Regions from separate parts of the Homo sapiens genome. Here region 2 is linked to region 1. A link is an interaction called in ENCODE POLR2A ChIA-PET data of the cell type or tissue named here. Cell type or tissue: OCI-LY7. All regions are shown on one strand.

Region 1 (5,000 bases):
GTAATCCCAGCTACTCGGGAGGCTGAGGCATGAGAATCAGTTGAACCCAGGAAGCGGAGGTTGTAGTGAGCCGAGATTGCGCCTGGGTGACAGTGAGGATTCCGTCTCAGAAAAAAAAAAAAAGAATATTCAGAAGATACACATATAGGCTGTTAGATTTAAACTGATAAATGTCTGTTTTCTTTAAGGAGGCACTTTTTATTCAGATTTTGTTCTAATTTATTTTTCACGTTTTTAAGGATATGGAAAATCTTATTAAAGAGTCATTTGAATCTATCTATCATTCCTTTTGAGTATTTCTACATTATTTATTCTAAAGATGTGAAATTTCTGGGTCATTGGGAAACACATTTAAAATTTCTATATATCTTGCCAAATTACTCTGTACTTTATTTCTTGTCTGCCAAAGCTTGGTGATTTAAGGACTTAGCAAAGTAAAACTTTTGTCTATATCCTGGAAAAAGCTTTATCAATGTCTAATAATTATACTTCAATACAAAATTATATGGAAGGGGGGGACATTTTTTAAAATTGGTTATCAGCAGTGATGATAATATAATTTACACTTCTTGATTTTTTTATTCTTCTAGGGGCTGTTTGTTTTATGGCCCTCCTGGCACAGGTAAAACCTTGGTTGCCAGAGCATTAGCTAATGAATGCAGCCAAGGAGACAAAAAAGTGGCTTTTTTTATGCGAAAAGGAGCAGATTGTTTGAGCAAGTGGGTTGGTGAATCTGAAAGGCAACTTAGGCTTCTTTTTGATCAGGTAAGAGAAATCATCTAATTCAAGAGTCTTTTCTGTTCTGTTCTGTTCTTTTCTTTCTTTGTTTTTTTGAGACAGGGCCTCTCTCTGTTACCCAGGCTGGAGTGAGTGCAATAGCGTGATCTCGTCTCACTACTGTCTTGACATCCAGGGCTCTAGCAATTCTCCTGCATCAGTCCTTGCCCCAGTAGCCTGAACTACAGGTGTGCATCACCACGCCTGGCTGATTTTTGTATTTTTTATAGAGGTGGGATTTCACCACGTTGGCCAGCTGGTCTCGAACTCCTGGGCTCAAGCAATCTGCCTGCTGAGAATATTTTCTTTAGAATATTTAATACGTTTAATCTGCAAATACAAACTGTTTATGAGGAAGCATATTTTCCATCCAATATGTTATATTCAGGATTAGTAATCTGTGATTGTATGCCTTAGAGGCATTTAATGGCAGTTTCACTAGTACTTTTGAATATTTATGATGGCTCATAAAACATTTATTGAGGTGGCTGCGAGGTATATAATACCATGTTAGGTGCTTTAGACAACACAGGATATAACATATATATTGCTAGATTATAATCCATTGGGGAACTACAACAGGCATAAAAACTTAAGTATCTGTGCAAGAAATCTCACAAAGTAGTGTGTTATTTTCATGAGCTGTAAATACGGTACTAGAAGAATTCAGACATGAGTGAATGCTTTTAAAAGGCAGAGCAGGGTGAATAAATATCATGTGGACTATGTCTACTATTTATTTGTAACAAAAACTTTAAAGATATTATTTCCTATACGTTTTAAGAATTATTCCAGCTGGGCACAGTGGCTGACGCCTGTAATCCCGATATTTTAAGAGGCCAAGGCAGATGGATTGCATGAGCCCCGGAGTTCAAGGCTGCAGTGAGCGATTATGACACCACTGTACTACAGTCTGGGCAATAGAGTGAGACTCTGTCTCTCAAAAAAAAAAAAAAAAAAAAAAAAACCAGTCCAAATATAAATTCACTTTTGATTGTTTGAGTTAGTGAAGGATGCTGTTCATATTTGGCAATGCAGCATATATTTGATTATGTCTGAGGAAATTCACGTGAAATAAAAAATAACTTCAAGCTTTGAGCACCCATTACTGAGATGGTGTGTGTGAAAGTCCTTTGTAATTGGTAAAGTACTTCACAATTTTTTTTTTTTTTTTGAAAGGGTCACGCTCTGTCACCCAGGCTGGAGTGCAGTGATGTGATTATAGTTCACTGCAACCTCAAACTCCTGGACTCAAGTGATCTTCCGGCCTTGGCCTCTCTAGGTAGAACTACAGGTGTGCACTACCACACTTGCCTAATTTTCAACTTTTTGGAAAGACAGGGTCCCAAGGTGTTGCCTAGGCTGGTCTTGAAGTCCTGGCCTTCAGCTATCCTCCCGCCTTGGCCTCCCAAAGTGTTGGGATTATAGGCATGAGCCTCTGTGTCTGGCCCAGTACTATTTTAAAATTATTAATAGTATCAAAAACTGCTAGATTTAGAAAAAGGAGTAGGTAAGATTTTTACCTTGAACGTGTCCAGTGTCTAATGGCGAGTCAAACATGCAGTCTGAATGCTTCAAGAGAATTCATTAATAATCAAACAATAAAAATATAAACATTTATAGATGAAGGAAGAATTGGCTTGGCAATGCTGGCATATTATTCAATGATTTAATTTAAAAATTTTAAAGTTATACTTTTGTAGCCATTTCATACTTGGGCTAGGGATGCCTCTTAGTTTTATTTAAAACCATAGCATAAATCATGCTACTCCTTTTGTCTAAATTTATTTTATTTCTGTTTCATAGTTTTCTTGGTGGGAGGAATAGTTGAAATGTTTGCTGTATTTTTTAAGAAAATTGCTGGTAATCCTGATTTTTTTTTTTTTTTTTAATGAAAGATTCTGCATTCCTAAGTTAAGGATATGGTCTATGCACTAAATGAAATGAAGGCACTACAGTGTATTGGCTAAGAGAGTGGCCTTCTATGTCAGAAAAATGTTTGTATCTATCTTTACCATTGAATATAACATTAAGTAAATCAAAACATTTAATCTTTAGTAGCCTTTTTTGTGCAATGGTAGAAAGAATACCTATCTTACTAGACTGTTATGAGATTTCACTGAGAAGACACAAAATATTTATCACAGTGACTGGCACGTAATATGCCCTACCTCCTTTTTGCAATACTGTGAGGGTGTAGTTATAAAAAAAAAAAAAAAGGAAAAAAACAACAACAACAGTTGTTTGTTTCATGTATATAAAAATAGTGATCAACACTCCCAAAGCACTGGGATTACAGGTGTGAGCCACTGCACTGGGCCATAATTCCAGTTCTTTTAACTTTTTTTCCCCAAAACCCCTATCTTGTAGTTGAATTATTTATTTATTTATTTATTTGATATGGAGTTTCGCTTTTGTCGCCCGGGCTGGAGTGCAATGGCGTGATCTTGGCTCACTGCAACCTCCACCTCCTGGGTTCAGGTGATTCTCCTGCCTTAGTCTCCCAAGTAGCTGGGATTATGGGCACCTGCCACCATGTCCAGCTAATTTTTGTATTTTTAGTACAGACAGGGTTTCACCATGTTGGCCAGGCTAGTCTGGAACTCCTGACCTCAGGTGATCCACCTGCCTTGGCTTCCCAAAGTGCTGGGATTACAGGCGTGAGTTACCATGCTCAGCCTGAATTGTCTTTCATTTCAAATTATTAGGAAACATTAAAGTTTAGTGCATATCACTCAGGAGAAATGGAAAATTCATCTCTCTTCCTTAGTAAACTGACCTTCCTGTGAACTGAGAGTTTCCTTTAATTTTGAAACATAAGCTACATAAATTTGAGTAAATTATATGATAAAAACTTCTCATTTGTTATCTAATATTCATTCATCTTAAATCAGATTCTTTCTAGATCTAATACTTAAGTGAGAAAAATGACACTGCAAATGTACCAGATGAAAACATGGGAGAATTTTGTTTATGATCTCAGAGTAGGGAGGTCTAACTATGTAAGGAAAGATCTAGCACATAAAAGAAATTTTAAGATTCTGCATGGCAACAAAATACATATTTTTGTTTTGTGCCGTTAGAACAGAAGATCACAGACTGTGTAATTTAGAATGAACAGAAATTTACTGACTCATAGTTCTGGAGACGAGGAAGTCCAAAATCAAGGCATCTGGTCAGTGCCTTCTTGCTGTGTCATAACATGACAGAAGACAGCATCCATAGCAGAAGGGCAAAGAGAGAGAGAGAGAATGCACAAGATGGGGGCAAACCCACTATCACAATAATAAATCTACTCCTTAGATGTCAGCCACATTAGTCTATTTATGAGGGTGGAGGCCTCAAGACCTACACACTTTTTAAAGGTCCTACCTCCCAATACCTGTCACAATGACAATTAAATTTCTTTTTTTTTTTTTGAGGCTGAGTCTCGCTCTGTCACCCAGGCTGGAGTGCAGTGGCACAATCTCGGCTCACAGCAACTTCTGTCTCCCGGGTTCAAGCGATTCTCATGCCTCAGCCTCCCGAGTAGCTGGGATTACAGGTGCCCCCCCCGCCACGCGTGGCTAATTTTTGTGTTTTTAGTAGAGACGGCGTTTCACCATGTTGACCAGGCTGGTCTCGAACTTCTGACCTCAAGAGATCCGCCTGTCTCGACCTCCCAAAGTGCTGGGATTACAGGCATGAGCCACCAAGCCCGGCCGGCAATTAAATTTCAACATGAGTTTTGGAGGGGACAAACTCAAACCATAGCAATACTAATTCAAAAGATAAATGATACTCTTTGCAGAAAAATATTTGCATTTCCTATTACAGACAGAGCATTCACCTTTAAAATAAATAAATAAGCCTGGGCAACGTGGTGAAACCCTGCCTCTATAAAAATACAAAAATTAGCCAAGTGTGTTGGCATGGACCTGTAGTCCTAGCTACTTAGGTGGCTGAGGCGGGAGAATTGATTGAGCTGGTGGGTGGAGGCTGAGGTGAGCTGTGATTATGTCACTGCACTCCAGCCTGGGTGAGAGAGTGAGACCTTGTCTCAAAAATTCAAAATAAATAAATAAATAAATAAATAAGTAGCTTCTAGAACTCACTAAGCAAAAGACTAGTGATCTTGTGAAGTAATGGGCAGCATAGGAAAAGCAATATAAATGACTTTTATGGATATATAATGTATCCATCTTATAAATAAGAATTGAAAATAAAATGAGATAACATTCTTT
Region 2 (5,000 bases), 1.4 Mb before region 1:
AGAGCGAGACTCTGTCTCAAAAAAAAAAAAAAAAAAAAACAATGCAGAGCTGGCTGTGTAAAAAACCTGTTCCACTGCAGGGCCCAGTGTCCACCAGGCTGGGGTGCAGGCCTATGGGGTGGGGGCCCAGCATCAGCCTCTCAGCAGCCCTGGGAGGCGGGGCGCATCCCGTGCCCCTCGTGGTCTGGATGTGTTCTAGCCCAAGTCCTAGGTTACACCTGCCGTCGCCTGGCCTCTCAGGAGAGGCCCAGGGTGAGGAGGAGCATGGTAAAGGTGAAGCTGATTGGGAAGTCAGCTGTTGGGAAAGCAACTCCTTGCACATTGGAGGAACCGAGAAAGACTGACCCCGAGGACAGCAGCCAGCATGGCCCTTCCTGGGAGCCCATGTTGGGGGATTCCTGCTGCAGCCAAGGCTCAGCCCTTGTGGTCGCAGGTGCTGGTCCTGGCCTCTTCCCCTCCCATGCAGGAGCACAGGAGAGATGGCTTCTGAGGACCTGTTGCAGCTGTGGCCCTGGGAATAGATTTGCCAGGGAGCTTTAAAGCAGCTGAGTGTGTCATCCAGCTAAGCCTGGGGAAGGAGCTTGGCTCAGGTCCTGACAGGTGTGACAGGGATGGGGACTGGGAAGTAAGAGATGAAACCCTGGCTGGAGGCTGTGAGCTTCCACAGCCAGCGCTGGACAGGGAGGGTCCAGATATACCCACTAGTGCCCTCACCAGGTCCCACCCCCAAGCCCAAGAAATCCTGGGCTCTCTCCTCCTTTTGCCCCCAAGGACTGTCTGTCTTGGCCTTCAACAGGCATCTGTCCCTGGGTGCCTTCTGCCCCCTGGCATTGCCCTCACCCAAACCAGACTCCACCTGCCCCTTGCATGCCCAGGCCAGTGTGCTCCCTTCACGACAAACACTTTCCACTTCCTGAGCACTGACCATGTGCGGGAAGCCACCAGAGGAAGATGCCTTCTATTTCAGTCAAGTGTGCTGGAGAGAGGAGGCCACACATAATCACAGTAAATGTAGCACCGGCACGTCCTTCTTCAGGAACCCCCCGGGACTCCATTTTTTAGGGGACAAGATCTGAATTCCAGCCCCTCACCATCTGACCACTCCTTTCCCTGCTATGCCTGATGCCACCCCTTTGGCCACAGAAACCTCACCTTCTCACTGCTCCCCAAACACACTAGCCAGCCATTCCTCCTGCCCGCCCCTTACACAGTTCCACAGCCTGCCTTCTCTCCGCCTGCCCCAGCACCACAGCCCGGTAGAACCTAGCCTGAAAATGAAGCCCAGTTCAGCCACTGTGACCCACACTGGCCTTTCCCTTCTCCAACTGTCTCCAAAGTTAATAAAAATGAACTGATAAAGACAAGTTCCAAGCCCACCGATCACACACATGGGACTGCAGTGGTCTGCAGACCTCACTTTGAGAAGCATTTGTTGTCACCTGTCGGTACAGAACTGAGTATAACTATTCAGAAGCTTTTATGTGTGTGTGACAATGTTGCCACATCCACGTGCTGTGATTTTATATTTTACAACCGTATCATTTCTTGGTGCACTGAGAATTTAAAAATCTGGAACCAAAGCTTGAGCTTTCATCCCTGACAGTTTGAAAATGCACCGCCATTGCATAGTCGCTGAGCTGTGCCACACTGAGTTTGCCTGCCTCACTGAGGACAGAGACCAGCAGTAAAGGCTCATGGTTATGCAGCATGTTACTGCCTACAAAGGCGTTTTACAGGGGTTACCTTATTTGATGCTGACAAACCTGCGTGAGGTAGTTGGGGACCGCTTTCATTATCCCCACATTCAGAAGAAGAGACTGAGGTTCAGAGAAGATGATCAGGACTTGGACTTCACACCTCCCAACTGCAAAGCCTATGGTGCTCTTTCCTCCTTATCACTGCATCCGTGCAGTTTGGCTACTGGGTACCTACCCAGGGGTTCTCTGTCAGTTAATATGTGAATTCAGGGCTGCTGGAAAAAGTGTGTGGAACTGGTCCAAAAAGCATACAAAGAAAATGGAACTGAAGAGAGTTATTGACACAAATACCAGGGAGCCTGTGTGTAAGTGCCGAAGGCTGCAGGGGGCTGAGGGCAAAGAGGTGCGCCTGCTTAAAATCGGCAACGGCCTAGTTGTCTGCAGCACTGGCCAGAGAGCCAGGATGCTGCAGTCAGAGCCGGCAACAGGAAACAGGAAGTCAGCTGCAGGGCAGGGCGGGGCTTAGGAAGGGAGCTGGCACCTGGGCCAGGGCCTGCGGGCTGGCCAGTGCCCATGATAGGGAGGCGGGGGCTGGTGCGTGGAGCTGAGCCCGTGTGTGGGTGTGAGGTGGGGAGGAAGGGGCAGCCTCTAAGGATGTTGCAGGGTGACAAGTGTGGGTGTCTGAGGCTGGTTCCTGCCTGGTTGCCAGCCCAGACAGTCCTGCAGAGGCCTTTGTCCTTCATGGGTGGTTCCGGTTGGAGCCCTGAAGGGAGAGTTTCTGCCTTTGCCCACAAGGCCCTGGGGGGTGAGTGGCCCTGTGGGGCTCCATCCCCTATTTACTAGCGATGCGTATTTATTCATTGACGATTTATACCCACCAACTTCCTCCAGGGTTATTTTTGCTCAGAGGGAGCACTCTGAGGTCACCTCCTGCTAAGAATAACCCAGAATGGGAGGGAGGAGGAGGAGGGGGCTGGGCGCTGGTGCTGAGCTCAGCTGAGCCCAAGCTGGTGTTAGGGCTGACCCTCCAACACCGCAGGAGTGAGCCAGTCCAAGAGGGCAAACTGCCCCACTTCAGAGCAGATGACTTGGGGTAACCTAAATGGGGAAGTCAGGGAACCATTCTGCTGCAGGCAAAAGTCAGCTAGGTACAGCTTATGGCAGCTCTTGGAGGTTTGCAGCACTGGCTAGCTTTCCAGCCTGATAGGACCTTTGATTCTTCTCCAAGTTAAGACAGAGCTCAGCAGCCCTGCTTGTTTTCAGATCAGAGCCGCTCCTGGGCTAACCCTCCGGACCTCGGCTGGGTGATATGGTGCCCCTACCTTTTATGCATATAACTTCCTGACATCGTGTCTCCCACTCCTGGGCTGCAGCCCTTGGCCCACCCCTAGAGGTGGCTTTTCTTCCTGCGAGCCTGCATCAGTACACGCTGCTGCCCACTCTGTCTCCTCATGTTTTGGAAGGCATGAGGAAGACAGGCCGACACACTGCTTGTGAGGTAGAGCCTATGGTTATGAACCTTGCAGCTCCACCCACCCACTCCCCGACCTGAGCGGTGAAATCAACGCCCGCTACTGGAGTGCTGCATGGAAGGGCCTAGCCCATGGTGGGGACTTAAGTGCAGTGGGACTCCTAAGGATGCCGGGGAAGCCAGGGAAGATGGAGGAGGTGGGGCTTGACCTGGGCCTTAGAAGGGAGGTGACATTTGGAGAAGTCAAGGGGAAAGTGAGAGGCACCCCCGACCCCAGCTGAGCTGGGTGTGGAGGAAGGAAGGCATGCAGGGCAGGGTGAGTGTGGGGAGGCCCAAAGGCAGGGGCCATGAGCACACAGGCACAGGCCTGGCTGAGGGGACTAGGGATTCATTGAAAAATGTATACGGGGCTGGGTGCAATGGCTCACACCTGTAATCCCACCACTTTGAGAGGCTGAGGCAGGTGGATCACTTGAGGCCAGGAATTCGAGACCAGCCTGGCCAACATGGCAAAACCCCATCTCTACTAAAAATAGAAAAAAGCCGAATGTGGTGGCACATACCTGTGGTCCCAGCTGCCCAGGAGGCTGAGGCACGAGAATCGCTTGAACCTGGGCAGGCAGAGGTTGCAGTGAGCCGAGATTGTGCCACTGCACTCCAGCCTGGGCTACAGAGGGAGACTCTGTCTCAAAAAAATAAATTTTTATATATATATATAATAAATAGTAGCTGGGTATGGTGGTACACCTGTGGTCGCAGCTACTTGGGAGGCTAAGGCAGGAGGATCTCTTGACCCCGGGAGGTTGAGGCTGCAGTGAGCCATAATTGTGTCACTGCACTCCAGCTGGGTGACAGAGCAAAACCCTGTCTCAAAGAAAGAAGAAAAATCTTCTCAATCTTGATTGGAAAGGTAGTTTGCAGGCAGCCTGAGGGGCTTTTACTCTTTATCCTCTCTGAAAAATGTGTTATCTGGAAGGTTGTGAGGAGGCGGATATGACGTGATGGGAGTCGTGTTTGAGAAATTGGCTCTGGCACCCATGAGCATGGCGTTCATCCCTGAGCATGAGCACATGCTGGGAGAGGGGAGGGGGCAGGGGCGCCAGCAAAGTCCCAGGGCCTGTGGGGGGTGGCAGTGGCGGGGCAGAATTGGCCAAGCCTATGCTGCTGGCCCTGGGAACGCTGGAGAGGAAGGGGTGAAAGGAAGCCCTAGCAATGGCACAACAGGGACAGCATCAGCGTTGTTGTCAGAGACAAGGCTTCTGGAAGGGAGCAGATGGGGAAGGGGCCCCTGTCAAGGCCACCTTACATAGCTGGTCTTACTTGGGGAGCATTTAAGTAGAATCTCAGAATCTCCTTTTTTTTTTTTTCCAAAAATAATCCCTCTGTTTATTTTCATCTCTCCACATCCCAGGGCCACCTTCAGCGAGTCATTCATTCCCACAGGTCCTGGCCTTGGTGGCCTTCCTGGGGCCCCATGAGCTTTTCTAGGGCCCGGGCTCCACCTGCATTGTTCCTCCTGTTGCAGGTACGCGCCGGCACACCCATTGGAGGAGAGCTGTTGACATGGGCTTTCTTTCATCATCCCCACCTAGAGAATTTTGTACATTTTGGTTCTCCTACCTCAAGAAAGACATAAGCGAGTTGGAAAAGCTCCAGAGAAGGGCACTAAATTGATCAAGGGGAAGGCAAGGCTGCCAAGAGAGGACAGGCTAAAGAGATTAGGACTCCCCAGTCTGCAGAGACAAAGGCAGAGGATGTGATTAAGGCTATGAAATCATGTCGGGTGCGGCGGGCTGAGCACAGCACAGCTGGGGGGCAGAGGGAGGACACCC

What was found. Peaks named below come from ENCODE experiments on the same cell type or tissue, not always from the same donor. Only the 100,000 strongest peaks of a DNase experiment are listed, where the experiment ranks them.
Region 2: POLR2A ChIA-PET joins it to region 1 with 5 read pairs; 1 of 35 experiments calls an interaction of 5 or more read pairs at or near these places.

The regions. Positions count from the first base shown.
Region 1 is chr2:23,859,146-23,864,145 of GRCh38, reverse strand. ATAD2B (ATPase family AAA domain containing 2B) reads left to right here. Exons shown (of 28, transcript NM_017552.4): 12 at 591-765. Among named protein-coding and RNA genes, the nearest start is that of ATAD2B, 65 kb to the left of the region's middle. RefSeq lists a silencer at 3,840-4,040. In OCI-LY7, no CTCF peak of the experiment used is centred here; DNase peaks (open chromatin) are centred at 955 and 2,015; H3K4me3 peaks cover 1,397 bases.
Region 2 is chr2:25,292,547-25,297,546 of GRCh38, reverse strand. The region is part of intron 3 of DNMT3A (DNA methyltransferase 3 alpha); the gene reads left to right. Among named protein-coding and RNA genes, the nearest start is that of MIR1301, 34 kb to the left of the region's middle. RefSeq lists enhancers at 284-785, 1,772-2,293, 2,750-2,869 and a silencer at 2,173-2,467. In OCI-LY7, a CTCF peak has its summit at 3,050; DNase peaks (open chromatin) are centred at 2,196 and 2,696; H3K4me3 peaks cover 1,599 bases; H3K27ac peaks cover 2,069 bases.